2 separate regions of the Homo sapiens genome follow, and region 2 is linked to region 1. The links are chromatin contacts, found by Hi-C or POLR2A ChIA-PET in ENCODE. All regions are on one chromosome and are shown on one strand. Each heading gives the region's core, a stretch centred on a gene start or an enhancer-like site at or near the end of the contact. The rest is flanking DNA. Distances are from core to core; before and after follow the strand shown.

Region 1 (6,604 bases), core at 1,500-3,999:
ATGGGGATGTAGCTGGACTGTACTGAGGAGTCCTTAGCAGCAAAACAGATGCACTTCCAGCTGCTTAATCATGATAGGTGGAGTAGGTTGCCGGGGGCTTCTGCTGGCTTTCAAGGCCTCACAGCCTCTTTGACCTTACTTCCTCTTCATGAAAGCCCTCTGCTGTGATCAGCCCTCCTACAGCGCTCTCATCTCCTCCTGTCCCATCCATCTTCTCTGAACTCCTTTAACAGCCATAATTTATTGCCGCGATTTATACTGCTTTAGACTTAATGTATTTTAGTCCCGTTTTCTAGGTGGCTAGATGGACTAGCTATATACTCTCTGCGGTGCCCAGCAAGGCTCCGGACATGGCTGCTCATTAGATATTTGTTGATTGATCATCATGGAGACACAATATTTCTTCATGTGGCCCTATCACAACATTCTGAGTCACTCCCTTCTTGTTGGACACTTGGGTTTCCCTGTAATTTTTTTTACCATCAGAGATCGCTTTAGTGGGACTCAAAGCTGTTTTGCTCAGGAGATGATTTTCCAATGCTTGATATTTCACAGTAAGTCAGGCACTTGCGTTGGCCAAGAAAGATTGAGCACCCAAATAAGTGGAAGGGATTTATGTTTCTATGTCTAAGGATGGGAGTCTTAAGGAATTATCAGATAAGGTCGGTCATCTGATGAGCAGAAAAGACTTGCTTTTTACGCAGATAAACAGGAAGTTTGAAAACACAAGAGAAGTCTGAGTCAGAAATGTTCATTTAATATGCGAGGCATCTATTCTCTTGAGAATATGGACTCACAGAATGTTCACCCTTGTAAGAGACCTTGCTCAATCCCTTCATTTCACAGATGATGCAATCCCAGTTCAGAGTATCGGGGTTCTAGCTAAGGACACCATCCTAGTTGAAGGCAGATGATCTAGCCTTGCCTGGCAGGGTTGGAGTGGGTAGTCTGGTTATTCTGACCCAGTTATGTTCCATTTCTAGAGGGAATACCAAGAAGCATCAGTGTGTGCTCTTGCATTTTGGCAAGCACCCTATGCTCAAATCCTTCTAATAATTATATGCCCATGTCTCTTTCATAAGGCTCTTTGGCTAGGAGTTCTTCAGTCCCCACCATAATTCTTACCACCATGACCCTTTCAAGTAACACTGTCTCTTCCTTGATACTGTTTCACATAACTCTACTCTTGAATCCAGTCCCAGAGGGTTGGAATAGAGAGGCTGAAGGTGGATATATGCTAATGGCGCTCACCAGAGGAAAGTCTGATGTTGGACAACTGCCACAGCAGGGACAGTCACAATGTACTTCGGTTTGTGCATGTAACCTGAAGCCCAATTAATTGTTTCAGTAAGGCCTGGTGCTTTGATTAACATTAGAAGGAAAGTGTAGGAAGTGTCTAGGGAACACCTTTTAGTATGAAATGAAAAAGGTGTAGAAAACAATAGTGAACATGGTCAGACCAGGCCACATAGGGAAAATTTGAAGGGACCGGTAGGAAGAAGGTGGATATTGTTATCCCATTTCACAGATGAGGAACTTTTGACCCGAAAGCCGAACAAACCAAGAGTACGTGGCAGAGGAAGTGCTAGAACTGGGAACTGAACCTAGTCAGTTTATCCAACTACATAATTCTTCATTCTACCAAGCTACTAAACTGGGAGAAGTTTAGCCCATAGAAGGAAAACCTGATGTGGGAGAGATAAGAGCTTTAAATCTATGACCTGAAGTGTTACAGTGCCAAGGATCTAAAGATGGAGGAATCAGGAAGCTCTAAGGAGAAAGAGCTCAGCTCACATAAGGAATTTTGGCATTGTCAGAGTGATTGGCAGTAGAATGGGCTTCCTCTGGAGGTAGTGAGTTCTCTGCCCCTGAAAGTATTCAAGGAGAGGTTTGGTAGAAATGTGGGGGAGAGCCATGCTTCAGGTGCATGGTTGACCTTTGCGCATAGGGAGGGGTCTTTCAAATCCCAGTGTCTGTGAGTGTATTTAAAACTGGATAAAGTCATGTATGTATGTTTTCCTTTGAGATCCTTCACTGTACCCAAACTACAGCCCACTGCATGAGATTCCAGTGGCCTGTAATTACTTAAATATTTCTCTTTGCAACTCCTGAAGCATTCTTCAGTATTCTTTGCTAGTTCTTTGCTATGTGGTCCAGGTGCCAAAGCAAGAAGGGATTTAGAGTTTCTTAGCTTTTACTTATTTGTTTCCAAGAGATTTTAAATTAGAATCATTCATTCAGTCTTGAGATGAAAAAGCTGTTTTTAGGCTGGGACTCAGAGGGTGTTCCCTCGGTGGTCCTCAGACAGCCTTAAGCATTGCAGGTCTACAAATTTAATATTATCCGTTCACTCGAGTGATCAAGCTCTGGTGAAGTGATTCACAGTAACACAACTCACAGGAAATTAATTTGGAAACTGCAATTCTAATTCATTAATTTACAGTGGAGCAGATAATCCTGAAAGCTTGGACTGTATGTTGTCTTTGTTGAAGGTAAACCCACTTGAGCGAGAGAATTAAATTTAGGCGATTGCTAAGTCAATATGGAATCAGAGCAGAGAAATTTGAATAGCCTAAGAGATTTTCATAAGTTCTAACAGAGTGAGCCATCCTCCTTCATCAGAGAGACAGACTTTTCCAGTGAATACCCTCTAGAAAAATTTTGGGACTTAGAGTCAAAAGCTGTGGGTTTAAAGTTCTGACCTTGACTTACAAGCTGTGTGAAACTGGGGAAGTTTAACAGCTCTAGGCTTCAGTTTCCTCCTCTGTCTTGGAGGTTTTATCAGTTCACATGTGAAAGTGTTTTGCATATTCTGACATCCTATATACCTGTCAGTTTTAGTCTCATTCTGTTTAGGCTCCCTTCTTTTTAGGAAGTCATTGGGATGACACCTTCATGACCCCATCTTCATTCTTCCCTAGACTTTAGAGCCAGACTGCCTGGACCTCTGTCATCATTTATTGATTGTGGGTTTGTTGTTGTTGTTGTTTTGAGATGGAGTCTCTCTCTGTCGCCCAGGCTGGCATGCAATAGCGTGATCTGGGCTCACTGCAATCTCTGCCTCCCAGGTTCAAGTGATTCTCCTGCCTCAACCTCCCTAGTAGCTGGATTACAGGCACCCGCCACCACATCCGGCTAATTTTTGTATTTTTGATAGAGACGGGGTTTCACCATTTTGGCAGACTGGTCTGGAACTCCTGACCTCAGGTGATCCACCTGCCTTGGCCTCCCAAAGTGCTGGGATTACAGGTGTGAGCCACCATGTCCGGCCAGATAGTTTGACCTTAGGCATATTTCCTAGCCTCTCTTCTCCGTACTTTTCTCATCTGTAAGGTGGGAAGAATGATTATACCCACCTGGTTTTCGTTGTTTTTTGTTGAGAGGATTAAGTTACTTCACTTTGAGTTACTGTTTGAATCCTGCCCTAGTACATGGTAGTCATCATATGAGTGTGAGCCATGACTGTTATTTCATAATTTCTAACTCATTTTTATGAGCCACCTCAGTCTCATTTACAAACTCTAATTTCACTGTAGTGATTGCTTATTAGAAAATAGTCAGGCGTGGTGGTGGGCGCCTGTACTCCCAGCTGCTTGGGAGGCTGAGGCAGGAAAATCACTTGAACCTGGGAGGCAGAAGTTGCAGTGAGCAGAGATGGCACCACTGCACTCCAACCTGAGTGACAAGAGCAACACACTGTCTCAAAAAAAAAAAAAAAAAAAAAAAAAACAAAGAAAAAGGAAAGAAAGAAAATATTTTGAAAGCAATCCCTTCTGTAGCATGTGGCTTCCATTGTGGAGGGTGGCTTTCTCAGGCCTTTTTGCCTAGATTGGTTACAAAGGAAGTCTTACTTTGGGAGTCGGTAGGTTTTGCCCACTGACTTCATAGACAACCTTTGAAGTATAAGAACATTTTCATTGGCCAGTGCCCATTTGGCTTTGGGATCAGGAATGCAAATTGAAACATAAATCAGGAAATTGATATTTGTTCTTCCTAGGCATATTAATTTATATTATCCTTTTTAACTCTAACAGTTGTTTTCAAGGGCCCGATGGCTTTGAGAGACATTTGAGCTCCAATATTTCAGCCCTCCTAAAGGTTCTGGCTTATATTTGAACTGCAGAGGGCCCAGCTCTTAATGGCTGACTGCCCTTGCATCCTGGCACCACCGTCAGTGTCTAACTCAGAAGCTAGACTCCCTGAACAGACCTGGTGAGGATGGCATGTTGGCCTCTCTTCTGTAGAGGATGGGGATATCTGATCATGGGCATCCCCCACTCCATCCTTCTGGACGAGGCATACTTCCCATGCCTCACTCCCTCTCTGCAGGATGCTGAGAGCTGGCAGCATCTGCTTTCCCACTGGCTGCATGTTTACCTTGGCATCTGCTGTTCTAACCCCATGCCACAGACTGGAGAGGTTTATCCTGCTCCTGGTTCAGCAGAGAACAGCACACTGCCAAAGCCCCATTTGAAGCTCTTAGGACAGTTGGAAGAGGTGTGGGAGAGGAGCTTATGGGGTCTAAGCCGTAGGGGGATTTGGAAGAATCTGGGGTGCTCAGGCTGAACAGCCTGGCCCTTCCAGACTAGTTTTGCAGCTCCCATTTTAAATCCTGAAAGCCTGTGCTGGTGTGAAGGGAAGCACACGTTTATTAAATGCTTTTTATGAGCCACATTTGGTACTTACTATACACACAATCATTTCATCTTCACCACGTCCCTCTGGAATAGGGCGTTATTGAATCGGCAATATGTTCCTCCTTTCTGTAGAGAACCCTGAGGCTCGGAAGGATGAAGTGACTGGCCCAAGGTTTATACAGCTAGTGAGGGCTGGCTCCAGGCCCTCTCAGGCTCCAAAGCCGGCATCCTTTCCCTTGAACATCAGGCAACACGACACCATGAGGCAACAGATCTTATAGGATCTCTCTCTGTCCCATTCCCTAGGCCCATCCCTGAAAGTGGCTTAGTTCCCCCAAAACACTTCTGATACCTTGTGACTGAGACTCCTAAAAGGACTCTAAAAGGGCCCAGTTTGTGTAGGTCAACAGGAAGGGAATTTGAAAGTCTGATCATTAAATGGCTTAAGTCCCAGAGTCTCCTCCTTTTTTTTTTTTTTTGAGACAAGTTCTCACTCTGTCACCCAGGTTGGAGTGCAGTGGCGTGATCTCAGCTCACTGCAACCTCCACCTCCCAGGTTCAAGCAGTTCTCATGCCTCAGCCTCCCAAGTAGCTGGGATTACAAGTGCACACCACCACGCCCAGCTAATTTTGGTAGAGACGGAGTTTCACCATGTTGGCCAGGCTCGTCTTGAACTCCCTGACCTCAGGTGATCCACCCACCTTAGCCTCCCACAGTGCTGGGACTACAGGTGTGAGCCACCGTGCCTGGCTGGATCTCTCCCTTTCATCAATAAAACACCAGCACCCAGGCCCCCTCACCACCTTTTGTTTTTGTAGTTCCAAGCATCGTGAATGTTCCCATGCTCTTGGAATTTTATGACTCCACACAGCAGATATTTCCTCCTTTAGAGCCAGTGGCTTCCCTGCCCCTCCCTCCATCTGTTGTGGGAATGTGTGAGTGCTTGGAGACTACCATAGCTCAAATCCACGGGAGGAGGGGCCTTAAGAAAGCCATCCTTCTGCCCCTCGGCTTTTTACCCCCATCTCAAAGGTTCCTAGACAGGTGTGTGACAGTCTTTTTAAAATCATAAGCATATACAGTGGCTTTGTTCTATCCTAGTCTTTACTGGTGACCTATGTCCCCATGTGGAAGACGAATAGAGTCAGGAAGTTCTTCCTTTATAATTAACCCAAGTCTCTCTCATTTCCGTCTGTGTCCTCTTGTTCTTACTGCAGAGAAGATGGAATAAATCCCCTTCAGTCTTTCCTCTTAGCTAAATGTTCACAGCTTCTTTAAGTTGCACTCGGGTTCTAATTCTGGAAGTTTTTAACTTTGTTCTTTATCATCACCCCTCTCACTTTCTCCGTATGCATCCCCAAGGCTGAAATCTTAAACAGGATCTAGGGCTGTTTTGTTTGGGTTCCAACTCTTTGGAATGGAACCTATAGCTTACTTTGACCCAATATAGGAAAGCTCACCAGGCCTAACCATGGTTGGAGAAAAGAATGGAAAAAGGACTGATCTGACCCTTCCCTGCAGAATGTGAGATCTGTTGAGTTGGAGGGGTTTAGACGACACTCCAAGGGCAAAGGTTTTACTAATCCTCCTTTGTATCTCTACCTACACACTTCTGATGCCTTCTCACTGAGACGCCTAAAAGGAGTTAAAATGTATAGTGCCTGGAGCAAATCCATAGAGACCGACAGTAGATTTATGGTTGCCAGAGGCTGGGGGCACGGGAGACAGGCTGGCTGCTAATGGTGTGTGATTTCTTTTTGGAGTGTGAAAATGTTCTGGAAATAGTGGTGATAGTTGCGTGACCTTGTGAATATAAGAACCACTGAATTGTCTACTTTAAAAGAGTGTGAATATATCTCACACTCTTTTGTAATGTGAATTATATCTCAATTTTTAAAAGCTCAAGTTTACGTTTGTACCAGTAAGTTTTTTTTGTTTCTGAGTGAACTCAGCACATCAATAAGTT
Region 2 (6,604 bases), core at 2,755-5,254, 150 kb after region 1:
CAAGGTCAGGAGGTTGAGACCAGCCTGACCAACATGGTGAAACCCCGTCTCTACTAAAAATACAAAAATTAGCCGAGCAGGGTGGCGCATACCTGTAATCCCAGCTACTCAGGAGGCTGAGGCAGGAGAATTGCTTGAAACTAGGAGGCAGAAGTTGCAGTGAACTGAGATCGCACCACTGCACTCCAGCCTGGGCGACAGAGCAAGACTCCATCTCCAAAAAAAAAAAAAAAAAGTATATTTTGATGCTTTTTAATCACAAATTATAAGAAACTCTCTATATTCATTCAAAGAAATAGTACATGCTCAGATGCGCCCTGCTCCAGGGAAGCCTTCTCTGCCTCCTTCTCTTTCTCTCTTCCCAGTATAGGTACCTCTCTTCTGTGCTTCTGAAATACCGTGAGCATCTAAACATATTGCATACGCGTATTATGTATTTATTTGTTTATGCTCATCGTTGCATATTATATGTTTATTTGTCTACTTCCTCCATTTCATTGTGAGCTCTTTGAAGGCAAAGAATGTGATATATTCTTTTTGTACACGTAGGAGTGAGCAAAGGCACATAAATGTCCAATAAATTTTTTTTGGAAGAGAGATTGAGAGAGAGAATACTATGTTTATTCTTTGAAACCATACTTTTTTTTTCTTCTAGGACAGGAAGCAGCTAAATCATACATTTCATTATCAGGACTTTTGACTGCTCTGAACTGATTTCAAGAAAAATGCCTTGTTTGAATCCAGTAGCTGATGTGGTTGAAAAGCACAAAAATATGCTCCTTTGTTAGTGCAAATTGATTCAATAATTCCATAGCTATCATCGGGATAAAGCACATTTAAGCCACATCGTTCACTGAGAACTTATGTGTTTTAAAGTGAAATTTTCAAGTCAGAATTTTAACAGAGAAAGGCAAAAATTTTTAAATATTGACTTCTAGAAGCTTGAATTCAATTAAGCTTGTTTTGCTAAGAATAATTTTTACTCAAAACTCATTAGTAAATGAAAAGAAACTCATTAGAAGATGTATATGTTGGCCGGGCGCGGTGGCTAATGCCTGTAATCCCAGCACTTTGGGAGGCCGAGGTGGGTGGATCACGAGGTCAGGAGTTCAAGACCAGCCTGGCCAAGATGGTGAAACCCTGCCTCTACTAAAAATACAAAAAATTAGCCGGGCGTGGTGGCGGGCACCTGTAATCCCAGCTACTCGGGAGGCTGAGGCAGGGAATTGCTTGAACCCGGGAGGTGCAGGTTGCAGTGAGCCAAGATCGCGTCACTGCACTCCAGCCTTGGCGACAGACCGAGACTCCGTCTCAAAAAAAAAAAAAAAAGATGCATATGTTATGTACATTTAAAAAATCTCCTAGAATGGAAAGCTATTACTTTTTATTTCACATGCATCATTTCTCTCATTTTAGTATGAAACATTTAAAAATATTTTCCATTTCATCTTTAATTTGACTTAGCCCTGATTTTGTAGACTTTCTCAACATTCTGTGATTATTGCATCAGGACGATGAAATATTTCAAAACAACTATTTTATAAAACAATTAAACTTCTGGAAAAATAACCCATGTTTTTCTTCCGTTATGTCACTTCAAATGTTCATTATTGAAAACTTTCTCAGTACTTTTAATGCTTACTAATCAATTATTTTACAATAATTTATTGAGAAAAAATTATTCTAAAGTATTACTCTAAAGCCTTGGGTAAAAAACATATTTGGATATTTGTGACAAGTAAAACAGAAATGCCAGGCTTCAAAACAGATTAGCTTTGGCAAAGAAACATCTTGCTGAATGTAGACATACAGTATCCTCTCTCTATAAGAACAACTTATGTTAGAATCTGTTGTTGCATATAAAAGTCTTATTTGAGTGGAAACTTGTACATCTGTCAAATGAAACTTTGTGGAAAAGATCAATTCATTTTAGGAAAATAAGTAAAATTAATATGCAGAAAAAATAGCTTTAAAAAAGCAGTGTACGTTCATTAGCAATTTGGATTCAGACAATTTGTCAAAGGAAGCTGCTACTTGTATTTATGAAACTGGGGCAAAATGTTGGCAGTCTTGTCGGGTCATTTTACTTGGAATCATGGACGGCTGAAGCAAAACAGGATCTTAGACATCATCTGGGTCAGGGGTACTCTACTTTCGTTACGCATGGGAGGATTACCTGAGAAGCTTTTTTTTTTTTTTTTTTTTTTTTTTTTTGAGACAGAGTCTTGCTCTTGTTGCCCAGGCTGGAGTGCAATGGCATAGTCTCAGCTCACTGCAAACTCCACCTCCGAGATTCAAGCAATTCTCCTGCCTCAGCCTCCTGAGTAGCTGGGATTACAGGCATGTGCCACCACGCCTGGCTAATTTTGTATTTTTAGTAGAGATGGGGTTTCTCCATGTTAGTCAGGCTGGTCTTGAACTCCTAACCTCAGGTGATTCACCCACTTCTGCCTCCCAAAATTCGGGGATTACAGGCGTGAGCCACCGTGCCTGGCTGAGAAGTTTTTTAAAAAGCCTGCACTCAGACCCTGACCCCTTGTTCCCCCTTTGTTCTCCCCAACTCAATTGGTTTGGCTTAGGGCTCAGAATCAGGGTTTTTTTGTTTTTGTTTTTTTAATTGTGGCAAAATATACAAAACATACAATTTACTATATTAATCATTTGTAAGTATACACTTCAGCGTTATTAAGTGCACTTACATTGTTGTGCAACCGTCACCACCACCCATCTCCAGAACTTCCTTCATTTTCCCAAATAGAAACTCCATACCCATTAATCAGTAACTCCCTATTCTCCCCTCCCCATCCCTTGACAGCCACCATTCTACTTCCTGTCTCTATGAATTCGACCGTGCTAGGTAGCGCATATAAATGGAATCATACACTATTTGTCCTTTTGCTTATGCTTATTTCACTTAGCATAATGTCTTCAAGACTCATCCATGTTGTAGTAAGTACCAGAATTTTCTTCCTCTGAAAAGGCAGAATAATATTCCATTGAATAGATAGATATACCACATTTTATTTATCCATTCATCTGTCGATGGACATTTTGATTATTTCCACTTTTTGGCTACAGTGAATAATGCCTCCATGAACATAGATGTCGGTTTGAATCCCTGCTCCCAATTTTTTTGGCCATATACCTAGAAGTGAAATTGCTGGATCATATGATAATCCTGTGTTTAATTTTTTGAGGAACTGACATAGTTTTCCACAGCAGCTTCACATTTTTACATTCCCATCAGCAATGCACAATGATTCCAATTTCTCAGCATCCTCTCCAACTTAAGTGAAATTTTAATCTTTATTTATGTAACCCTTGATAGTAAAAACTTTTCTAACCCTCTTATCTTTAATTATGCTGTATTTCTAAGTTGCATGGTCCTTTTATAGAGAGACAAGGTCTTGCTCGGTCATCCAGGCTGAAGTCCCGTGGTATGATCATAGCTCACTACAGCCTTGAACTCCTGGGTTTAAGAGATCCTTCTGCCTCAGCCTACCAAGTAGCTAGGACTACAGATATGCACCACCATGTCCATCTAATTTTTAAAAAAGAATTTCCTTAGAGGTGGGGTTTTGCTTTGTTGCCCAGGCTGGTCTGAAACTCCCAGCCTCAAGCGATCCTCCCACCTTGGACTCCAGAAGTGCTGGGATTACAGGCATGGGCCTCCGTGCCTGGCCACAAATATTTAAGTTCTTATTCTTCTATCTTCAACAGATACCTTCTTTGATTATAAAAGCAACACAATATATAATTATCAAAAACCTACAAGTCACATAATCTCCATTTTTCCAGGCTTCACCAAGTTGAGAGTACTCATGGGGCCATATTAACAGTAATACCCAAAAGTTGCTGGCTTTTACTCCCAGGCGAATCTTCTTTCCTTCTGCTCTGCCTTGCCACGTTCGGGGAAGTTCCCAGAAAATCTAAGCATGATTTGGGGGAAGAGTCACTGATGTAATTTCCTAGACAGCCACTGGAGGGCAGCAGCTCCCTCTCACCCCCGACCCCAGCCCTGAAGAGGATGCTGCCATCAGGCCCAGAGCATTCCTGAAGCAGCAAACTCTCAGTCATTGCATGGAAACTCTACAGAAACAGGGGGACTATCCCTCTTCCCAACTCTTGGTCACACGTTGTGACCTGGGTTTCGTAAAGTCCTATGTGGAAACAAGCACATGTCAGAGTCCAAGCTTAATAGCGGGTTGAGAATGTGATACACAACAGGATGACCCTGACAGCCTGCAGCTGGCGGCTATCTAGCGTTCCCTCACGCAAGATAAGCAGTTTTCACAGAATAACAACAATAATCAGACAAGGTCCCTCCGTAACCATGGTGGAACAAGACAATAACAAGATTGCAACTTACTCAATCTGAACATGAACACAGACAAAGACATTAAACAATCACGAAAATAACCAAATAGCCACCCTGATGTAGTCACACGAGTGACTCTAGCCTCCCAGGTAAAAATTAAGACACCCAATCATCAGGCCGGGTGCATTGGCTCATGCCTGTAATCCCAGCACTTTGGGAGGCTGAGGCAGGTGGATCACGAGGTCAAGAGATCGAGACCATCCTGGCCAACATGGTGAAACCCTTTCTCTACTAAAAATACAAACTAGCCGGGCGTGGTGGTGTGCACCTGTAGTCCCAGCTACTTGGGAGGTTGAGGCAGGAGAATCACTTGAACCTGGGAGGCAGAGGTTGCAGTGAGCCGAGATCACGCCACTTCACTCCAGCCTGGGCAACAGAGGAAGACTCCATCTCAAAAAAAAAAAAATTGCACTTTGGGGTTTGCAGCAACCTCTTGTTAGTATTTATCCTATCTAGTGGAGAATTTCTCTTTATTTTAACTACTGCCTGAAAGACACTGCTGTGATACATTAATTTTTAATGTAAGTAGGTGCATAGCTATAATGAAAACATCATAATAAATCTTCATACGTGCTGAGAAGATAATCTTGAAATCTATATTATATAAATATCGTCACTTCAATTTATTGTGTACAATTAATGAAGTTTAAAAATATAAGTTCTGAATAAAATTTACAGTATTCTGCTTTTCCTTTAAGAAGAAGGCTGAATTTATCGTGGACTTTTTTGGTATAGCTATTGTAGATAGGAGTTATTGTCAACTTTATGAGTCAGCTAAGTGAGAAACATATTAAATTATTTTTTTATTGACCTGAATTATCTTAATTGGCTCCATCAAACTCACCAAATATTCAACCCTCAAATTGGCTTTCCTATTCAGAAGATGAAAGCAAACACTGAGAGTAGTTTCTGTTAAAAATGCAATTCCATTTAAAATAAAAGCAGCTGTCTGTTAACTACCATGCCATCAAAATTAGGCTATCACTGCATGTAATTACTTTTAAAATGAAAATTAAAGTTTCAATTATTTTCTTTTATTCAGTGAGGTTAAAAGACATTTTCCCTCTCCAATTTTTAATGTATATTATTTAATAACGATAAATAGAAATGCCAAAATTTTTAAAGGATAAAATGAAGAATATTAAGCATCGTTTATTGTTGCCTAATATTAATAAACCTACTGAGCTTAAAATGTATTTGAGTTATTTCAAATGGAATCATTTTTCCTAGACTGTGTGCTCTCTGAGGGTAGGATAGTGTTTTGTTTCTCCACGGTTTCAAGTTTTATCCAGAAAAACAGGGTTGTCGAATATTCTGTATGAATTGTTTTTCGAACTTCAAGAAACTTCTTGTATGGCCACAAAAGTAATATCATCTATACACTTATAAGAAAATATTAATATATTTTAGTGAATTGAGTTGCATGTGTGGAGACAGATACAAACACACAATATTTTAGAAATAAACAAATCCGGCCAGGTGCGGTGGCTCATGCCTGTAATCCCAGTACTTTGGGAGGTTGAGGCAGACTGATCACCTGAGGTCAGGAGTTTGAGACGAGCAAGGCCAACATGGCAAAACCCTGTCTCTACTAAAAATACAAAAATTAGCCAAGCGTGGTGGCACATGCCTGTAATCCCAGCTACTTGGGAGGCTGAGGCAGGAGAATCACTTGAACCCAGGAGATGGAGGTTGCAGTGAGCCAAGATTGTGCCACTACACTCCAGCCTGGGTGACAGAGCGAGACTCTGTCTCAAAAACAAAAAACAAAAAACAAAAATCCGATGGAGCAGGGCTTCCCAGCCTTTCTCATGTCATGAGAAGAATATATATATATGAATGATAGTAGTTGAACAGCACATTGGGGTAAATTGACAAGACTGCTCTCAGCAGAAGGCAATAACCCAGGGCAGGCACTGCGCACCTGAGACATCCACCAGAACTCCCAAGAGTTTAAAGTGTTCAGAAATGTGCTCGAGCCAGCTCCTACCAGATCCCAAGAGCCAAATGTGTATATATCTTCCCCAATTTGCACTTAATGACAGCTTGCTGGTAGTCTGAAATTGTCCATGGTAGGAGTACTTACACCACGGAAATAAAACAATTATCGAATACAAGCTGGGCCCAACGGCTCACGTCTATAATCCCAGCGCTTTGGGAGGCTGAGGCAGGAGGATCACTTGAGCCCAGGAGTTTGAGGCCAGCCTGGGCAACATAGTAAGACTC

Evidence for each region. Hi-C counts contacts between places; a loop is a spot of excess contacts on that map. ChIA-PET counts read pairs that join two places held with the same protein, here RNA polymerase II (POLR2A). Pooled maps may share reads with other maps.
Region 2: a pooled map shows a loop between it and region 1 (2.7-fold over the local background). The contact joins two enhancer-like sites. A Hi-C loop is called at or near these places in 2 of 50 pooled maps. POLR2A ChIA-PET finds 5 or more read pairs at or near these places in 2 of 52 experiments (H1 and endothelial cell of umbilical vein).

The regions. Positions count from the first base shown.
Region 1 is chr17:59,373,247-59,379,850 of GRCh38, forward strand. The region is part of intron 2 of YPEL2 (yippee like 2); the gene reads left to right. Among named protein-coding and RNA genes, the nearest start is that of MIR4729, 10 kb to the left of the region's middle. RefSeq lists an enhancer at 4,794-5,293. Within about 2 kb of position 2,750, at least 8 of the 41 ENCODE cell types and tissues checked have a DNase peak (open chromatin) inside an H3K27ac peak, as active enhancers do.
Region 2 is chr17:59,517,692-59,524,295 of GRCh38, forward strand. The region is part of intron 1 of LINC01476 (long intergenic non-protein coding RNA 1476); the gene reads right to left. Among named protein-coding and RNA genes, the nearest start is that of LINC01476, 5.9 kb to the right of the region's middle. Within about 2 kb of position 4,005, at least 5 of the 41 ENCODE cell types and tissues checked have a DNase peak (open chromatin) inside an H3K27ac peak, as active enhancers do.